Linked DNA regions of Homo sapiens: region 2 is linked to region 1. A link is a loop called in an ENCODE intact Hi-C map of the cell type or tissue named here. Cell type or tissue: CD14-positive monocyte. All regions are shown on one strand. Links, peaks and the distances in the headings refer to the core of each region. The heading gives the core; the rest is flanking DNA.

The links. A loop is a pair of places that touch in the nucleus more often than their neighbours do. Peaks named below come from ENCODE experiments on the same cell type or tissue, not always from the same donor. Only the 100,000 strongest peaks of a DNase experiment are listed, where the experiment ranks them.
Region 2: a loop joins it to region 1, with 1.9 times the contacts of the local background. A loop is called at or near these places in 14 of 110 quality-filtered maps.

The regions. Positions count from the first base shown.
Region 1 is chr12:104,567,553-104,571,795 of GRCh38, reverse strand. All of the region lies in intron 1 of CHST11 (carbohydrate sulfotransferase 11), which reads right to left. Among named protein-coding and RNA genes, the nearest start is that of MIR3922, 22 kb to the left of the region's middle. RefSeq lists an enhancer at 1,737-1,826. In CD14-positive monocyte, for the core only: no CTCF peak of the experiment used is centred there; DNase peaks (open chromatin) are centred at 1,445 and 1,895; H3K4me3 peaks cover 1,746 bases; H3K27ac peaks cover 2,442 bases.
Region 2 is chr12:104,445,207-104,448,445 of GRCh38, reverse strand. No RefSeq gene overlaps it. Among named protein-coding and RNA genes, the nearest start is that of CHST11, 10 kb to the left of the region's middle. In CD14-positive monocyte, for the core only: no CTCF peak of the experiment used is centred there; a DNase peak (open chromatin) is centred at 1,245.

The DNA of each region.
Region 1 (4,243 bases), core at 739-3,238:
AACCGGCACAAGACAGGGATGCCCTCTGTCACCACTCCTAATAGCTCCTTTTTCTAGTCTAACCAGTGGCTGGATTTGATAATACATCTTGCACTGTTTTGATGAGAGGTGATACGGTCCAGGGGTTAGGAGCCAGAAAGGTCTGGAGTCAGACAAACTTCATCATCAGACCTGAGCTGCCACTTCCTCTTGTGTGGTGATCCTCACAAGCCATGACCCTCTCTGATCAAAGTGTCCACAGCACTTCAGGAGACTGAAAGCCTGTGTCTACAAGCACTGACAAGTGGGACGCTGGAGGCGTTCAGTCAACATTGTTCTTAATAATATTGTCTGTCGCCGGGTGCAGGACTCAGACCTGTAATCCCAGCACTTTGGGAGGCCGAAGCGGGCGGATCACCTGAGGTCAGGAGATCAAGACCAGCCTGACCAACAGGGGGAAACCCCATCTCTACTAAAAATACAAAATTAGCCAGGCATGGTGGCACATGCCAGTAATCCCGGCTACTTGGGAGGCTGAAGTGGGAGAATCGCTTGAACCCAGGAGGCAGAGGTTGCAGTAAGCTGAGATCGGGCCATTGCACTCCAGCCTGGGCAATAAGAGCAAAACTCCATCTCAAAAAAAAAAAAAAAATTGTCTGTCCTCCAAAGACAAACTACTGAGTCCACCACCTGCTAGCTATGTGACCTCAGCTGATTAACTTATCCTCTCTGCCATTTTCTCATCTCCAAGATGAAAACAAGAATTCCTACGTTCCAGGCTGGTTTTGAGAATTATTAGATGATATCATTCAGGAAAAGCACAGTGCGCTGGGTGAGGTGGCTCACGCCTGTAATTCCAGCACTTTGGGAGGCCAAGGTGGGTGGATCACCAGCAGTCAGGAGTTCGAGACCAGCCTGGTCAACATGGCGAAACTCCGTCTCTACTAAAAATACAAAAAATAGCCGGGTGTGGTGACAGGCGCCTGTAATCCCAGCTACTCAGGAGGCTGAGGCAGGAGATTCACTTGCACTTGGGAGGGAGAGACTGCAGTGAGCAGAGATCACGCCACTGCACTCTAGCCTGGGTGACAGAGCGAGACTCAGTCTCAAAAAAAAAAAAAAAGTGCAGTGGCTTACATATACTGAAACTGAATAAATGGTAGCAATTGTTAATACTGTTGCTATTCCTTCTAAATTCCCGAGTTGCTTGAAGGCAAGAATCTTGTGTATCCACTTCTGTATCCCTAATACTAAATGCCTGGCACATTTTCTTGCAGGAAGGAAAGGAGTAGGCTTCTTCCTGAGGTCCTGCCATGCTCATCCCCAGTGAGCTTGGTTCCTGATTTCAGAGAGAGGCATAGATGGGACACCAAGAAGGCACGTGGCTTGGGTGGGCTGCACAGTGCTGAAAGGTGGAAAGAGGATCTGCTGGAGTGTGGAAGGTTTACAGACGGTAAAATCTGCAGCTGCTCACACACCTACTAGTGGGAGGGGGAGGCTTGCGAAATGTTAAAAATGAGTCGATTTTCTCATATACAACAAGAACAACAACGAAGACAGTGAGGAAAAGAGGAATAAACAAGGTGTGGGTGGAGAAAAACAGGTACCTGAGCCTGGCTCTTGTGAAACAGAACCCTTTAGGAGTAGAGGTGGGGTGGGGAGGGCAGTCACTGGTTTAATACAGATCCTCCCAAATAGGCTGGATCACAGCCGAGCTTACAGATGCTCACTTTGGACTCCTCTGACACCACCAGAGAGATCAAACCCCAGGATATGTTGGTTTTGTAGGTTGTCAGACACGTCAAGACCACTAACTGTTTCTATCAGAATGTAGAAATGTTGCAGACCGTGGAGGGGGCTGTTCAGATGGCCCAGCACTCTGACCGCATGCAAAGGAAGTTCCTTTCGCAACCCGTCCTCTTCCTCCAACTGTAAAGTAAGATTATGAAGCAGAATCAAGAGCCTACACTGAACCTCAAAAGGGAAAGCCCAGGGTTGGGGACTCCCAGTGCAGCATGGTCAATGGTGCCACCCCAATACCACCTGCACCAACATCACCTTCAATAGCAGGACTTATTCCCCTGTGGCTCCATAAACTGGGCAGATCAATGGAGAAGGTGCAGCCTGAAAACCCTGGAGGCATCCCCTAGAATCTGGGCCCCAAATTCCTAGCTTGGAATCTCCCCCACTTCATTATGTTCTTACCCCAGGCATAACAGTTCTGCTGCTGATCAATCCAATAGGTCTGCTGTACCTAAGAGCTATGATGCACTCAGCCACAGAGCTCTGTGTGATGAAGATGCAAAATGGACTCAGACATCCTCTGAGCTCTTCCCCTAAGTTTTGAAGGTAACTGCTCAGGACAGAAAACTGAGATTGTAAGAGACACTGGTCTCGAAGTGAACTGTCCACAAATCCTGAGGATCGTTCCTTTGAACAAATGTATCTGGTTGTTTTTGTTGTGTGCATTTTTTTATTCAGAATATAAAATATTCTGAAAAGCTATGGAGTCTCACAAACTGAGCTCTAGTAACTAAGACGGTAACTCCAGGAGGGTTCTCTATTCCTAGAATTTCTTCCGTCAGAATAACCAAGTTGAGAGGTTTGTCAAATTTTGTTTCATAAGCTAGTAGTTTCACTTTTATTTAGAATCTAGAGCCAGACAATTGGGTTCCAGTCCTGTCACATCCTGGCTCTGTGACCGTGGATACTAACCCTCTCCATGCCTCAGTTTTCTCCTCTGCAAAATGGGGATGAAAATAATAATACTTACCTCTCAGGAGTGTTGTGGGGATTAATGAGCTAATACATGAGAGCAACTAGAAGAGTACCTGGCATACTCTTAGGTACTTTATTCAGTCAGTATTTAATAAATGTCGCTACATACATAGACTGTCTTAAAGAGCTAATGACCTACTTTTATTTTTAAAGATCTCCAATGGTAGGTTTCAACTTTTAGTTTAGAAATACAGAGGCAGTATAAAATAGTGGTTAAGAACATGAACTATAAAGCCATATTGCCTGGGATTGGATCCCAGCTCTGCCCCTTTTTCACTGTGTTAATTTGGTCAAGTTACTTAACCTCTCTGAGCTTTAGTTTCCTTATCTGTAAAATGGAGATAATACTGCCTGCAGGTTTAAGTGAGTTGATAAATACAAGCCACATTATAGATAATAGTAGAGATGACAGGTGCCGCTGTCATTGTATCTCTAGGGGAGGTCCCATCAGCAGCTCCCATGATCACATTTGTAAAATGCCAAGATGCCATTCAAAGTCCCAGGAAGCAACTAGGCAGCCAGCCATTCTCTTCCCATCTCAGCTCTGTTGGAAGTTGCTGACCTACAGCTCATCAGTAAATGTGTACCAAGCAGAAATCAATTAAAATCAGCCACACTTGCTGCTGCAGTCTCCTCTGTTCCCATCCCATGGCAGGGCTGAGGGCTAAGGAGGCAGACAGAGGAGCTGTTGCAAGGACAGTGGGAGGGGGGCCACTGGCACAGTACCTCTTGCTGCTCCATGGCAACGGTAGCTGCTAGACAGCAGAGCAGCAACAACACACTGCAGCAAGAGAGGAAAGTCTGACTCCTCTCGCCAGGCAAAGCACCAGGCCATTCACAAGGCCAGAAGACAGGAAGACCCCGGCCCTAAACAGCAGCCCTGATCATGGGACCCAGCCCAACCTCTGACTCCTGGCATAGAAAAACAACACACATACGAGTCCTTCCTCCAGGCTCACCTGCCCTGGGAAGCCACAAATCCACAGACAAACTTGGTATCTCTGTCTTAGTCTACTCCTGCTGCTATAACAAAATATCCTAGACTAAGGAATTTATCAATGTATTGCTCACAGTTCTGGAGGCTGGGAAGTCCAAGATCAAAGCAATAGCAGATTCGGTGTCTGGCAAGGCACCAAACAGTGATGCCTTCTGTGTCTTCACATGGCAGAGGGGTGAAGAGGCTCCCTCAGGCCTCTTTTATAAGGGCACTAATTCCATTCATGAAGGCAGAGCCCTCAAGACCTAATCACCTCCCAATACTATTGCATTAGGGATTAGGTTTCAACACTTGAATTTGTGGGGGGTACACAAACATTCAGACCATGGCAACCTCTAAACTTTGCACACAGCTCATGGGCTGTGTGACCCTGGATCCTTGCTCAACATTGTCAGGTACACAGGAAAAAATTCACAGGAGAGCTCATGCTAGGTGGAGCTGTGAGGCTCTCACTGGGGACAGAATTAAGTGTTTCAACAGGAATGGAAC
Region 2 (3,239 bases), core at 1-2,500, 120 kb after region 1:
TGAAAAAGCATGTCTCTCAGAGTTGTTTCTGGACCTCTCTCTAAAGATGAAAGGGCTCTCTATAAACCTGCTCACCCAAAGGACTGGGAGGTAGCAGGGAATCCAAGAACAGGAATTATCTAAGTATTCAGAGAGTTTTTGGCCTAAAACAATCCCTTGCATTATGCGGGCAGCCTGAGAAATATTTGTTAAATATTTGTTCATAAATGTAAAACTTTCGTATGTCAAAGGAAAAGGAGCAAAGTTAAACAGCACATAAAAAATGTGGTGAAAATATTCATTGAAAAATGAAAGATAGGCCAGGCACTGTGGCTCACGCCTGCAATCCCAGCACTTCAGGAGGCCAAGGCGGGTGGATCACCTGAGGTCAAGAATTCGAGACCAGCATGACCAACATGGTGAAAACTACAAAATTAGCTGGGCATGGTGGTGGGCACCTGTAATTCCAGCTACTTGGGAGGCTGAGGCAGGAGAATCGCTTGAACCTGGGAGGCGGAGGTTGCGGTGAGCCGAGATCGCACCGCTGCACTCCAGGCTGGACAACGAAGTGAGACTCCATCTCAAAAAAAAAAAAGAAAAAGAAAAAGAAAAATGAAAGATAAAAGGTTAAACGTCTTTGTGATATGCTCACACATCTCCCATTAGAAGTGGGAGCTAAACATTGGGTACACAAGGACACAAAGATGGGAACAGTAGACACTGGGGGTTCCACAAGGTGGGGAAGGGGATGGGGGACAGAAGGGTCGAAAAACTACCTATTGGCTACTATATTCACTACTTGGGCGACAGGATCATTAGAGGCCCAAACCTCAGCATCACGTAATATACTCATGTAACAAACCTGCACAGGTACTCCATGAATCTAAAATAAAAGGAAGAAAAACTTCTTTGTGATATATAAAGATCTCATACAGACAACTAGTTAACCCCACAAAGATCCCAATAGACACATGAACAAAAACAATTGACAAGATTTTTCACACACACACACACACACACACACACACACACACACACACGAAATATACCAGATAGTAAAATATAAGGAAGCATCTAATCTGGCTTGGTTCTGTGTCCCCACCCAAATCTCATCCTGAATTGTACTCCCATAATTCCCACATGTTGTGGGAGATAATTTGAATCATGGAGGCGGTTTCCCCCATATTATTTTTGCGGTAGTGAATAAGTCCCACGAGATCTGATGACATCTCATCAGGGGTTTCCGCTTTTGCTTCTTCCTCATTTTTCTCTTGCTGCTGCCATGTAAGGAGTGCCTTGCACCTCCTGTCATGATTCTGAGGCCTCCCCAGCCATGTGCAATTGTAAGTCCAATAAAGCCTCTTTTTCTTCCCAGTCTTGGGTATGTCTTTATCAGCAGTATGAAAACAGACTAATACAGCATCCAACCTCAATAATTAAAAAGAGGCAAACCAAAACAATAAGACACCATTTTAGTTTATCAAATTAGCAAAGATGTGTGTTAGACAATACAATTCCCTTGAGGCTGGAAAGGGTGGAATGCAAAGGAGCCACCCAGGTGTTGCTGGTAGAAGCAACTGGAACAACCTCTTTGAAGTATACTTTGGAATTCTTTTATCCCAGCCATGGGATGGAGTTACCACACTGTGATTACGGGGAGAGTGGGCTTTGGAGTCAGACAGGCCTGAATTTGCCTGTGGCCAGTCACCTGGCATATTTAAGCCTCAGGTTCCTCATCTGTAAAATGGGAATCATGATACATATTTTCAGGATGTTGTGAAGACTACACAAACCTAAGTCAGAGCACTCAGAGGCACCTACAGCATGGGCTGGGACAGGAGCTGGTGGTGCAAAGAAGCAGAGCTGGTAGAGAACCCACTTTTGGGATGGCCACAGCAAATCCAATGGCTGTGGCCGTGGTGGCCTCAGTGGACCAACCGTGTGCTGTGATCTTGGCTATTGCTGACCTCCCTTCCTTCCTGCTGATTTTCAAGCCATTTCCCAGCCTTTTTAGCGTTTCTCTGTGTTACCCACAACACTTTCAATAAATTCCTTTTTTGCCTAAATCATGCTCTCCGTTGCTTGCAGCTAAGAGCCCTGAAGATACAGATCACAAGGTATGGGCAGAGAGGCAGAACCTATAGCTGGGCCACCAATGTCTAAGGAGATTGATATTTTCCCTTTTGTGGCCCCTTGCTACTAGGCAGTAAGCTAAAATGGATCCCAAAGACCAGTCATCGTAAGTGTCATTCTATTTTCTAAATACCTTTGTTTTTCTAAATGCATTTGTGACCCAGCCTGCCCAAATCTTATGGGGGTTGAACTCAGAGGTGGGTTCGCAGTCAGGAGGCCTAGGCTCAAATCTCAACGTGCCTCTAACTAGCTGTGGGAGTGTTACGGACTGAAAATCATATGCTGAAGCCCTAACCTGCAATGTGTCTGTATTTGGAGAGAAGGCCTTTAAGGAGGTAATTGAGGTTAGGTGAGGTCATGAGGCTGGGGCCCTAATCCAATTGGATTGGCATCCTTGCAAGAAGAGAAAGGGACACTAGATAGCTCACTCTTTGTGCCTGCCCAGAGGAACGGCCATGCGAGGATACAGTAAGAAGGCAGCCGTCTACAGACCTCACCAGAAACCAACCCTGCTGGCACCTTGACCTTGGACTTCTAGTTTCCAGAGCATGATGAGAATAAATGTCTGTTGTTGGAGCCACCCAGTCTATGGCATTTGATCTGTCGCCGAGGCTGGAGTGCAATGGCCCGATCTCGGCTCACTGCAACCTCTGCCTCCAGGGTTTAAGTGATTCTCCTGCCTCAGCCGGCTGAGTAGCTGGGATTACAGGTGTGTGCCACCCCACCTGGCTAATTTTTGTATCTTTTGTAGAGACCGGGTTTCACCATGTTGGCAAGCCTGGACAAAGTGATTTACCCAAAGTCACTGAATCAATCTGTTCAGGCTGCTGCTATAAAACGCCAACAATCGAAATGTAATCTCTCATGGCTCTGGTGGCCAGAAGTCTGAAATTGAGATGTTGGCAGGGCTGTGTACTCCCTCTGAACTTTCTAGGGGAGAGTCTTTCTTTGCCTCTTCCAGCTTCTGGCGGCAACCAGTGTTCCCTGGCTTGTCCCCATATCACTCCAGTCTCTGCCTCGGTCTTCACATGGCCTTCTATGTGTCTGTGCTGTCTCCTTTTCTGTATCTTATAAAGGCTTATTATTTGTTATTTGATTTAGGGCCCACTAAGATAATCCAGAACCAT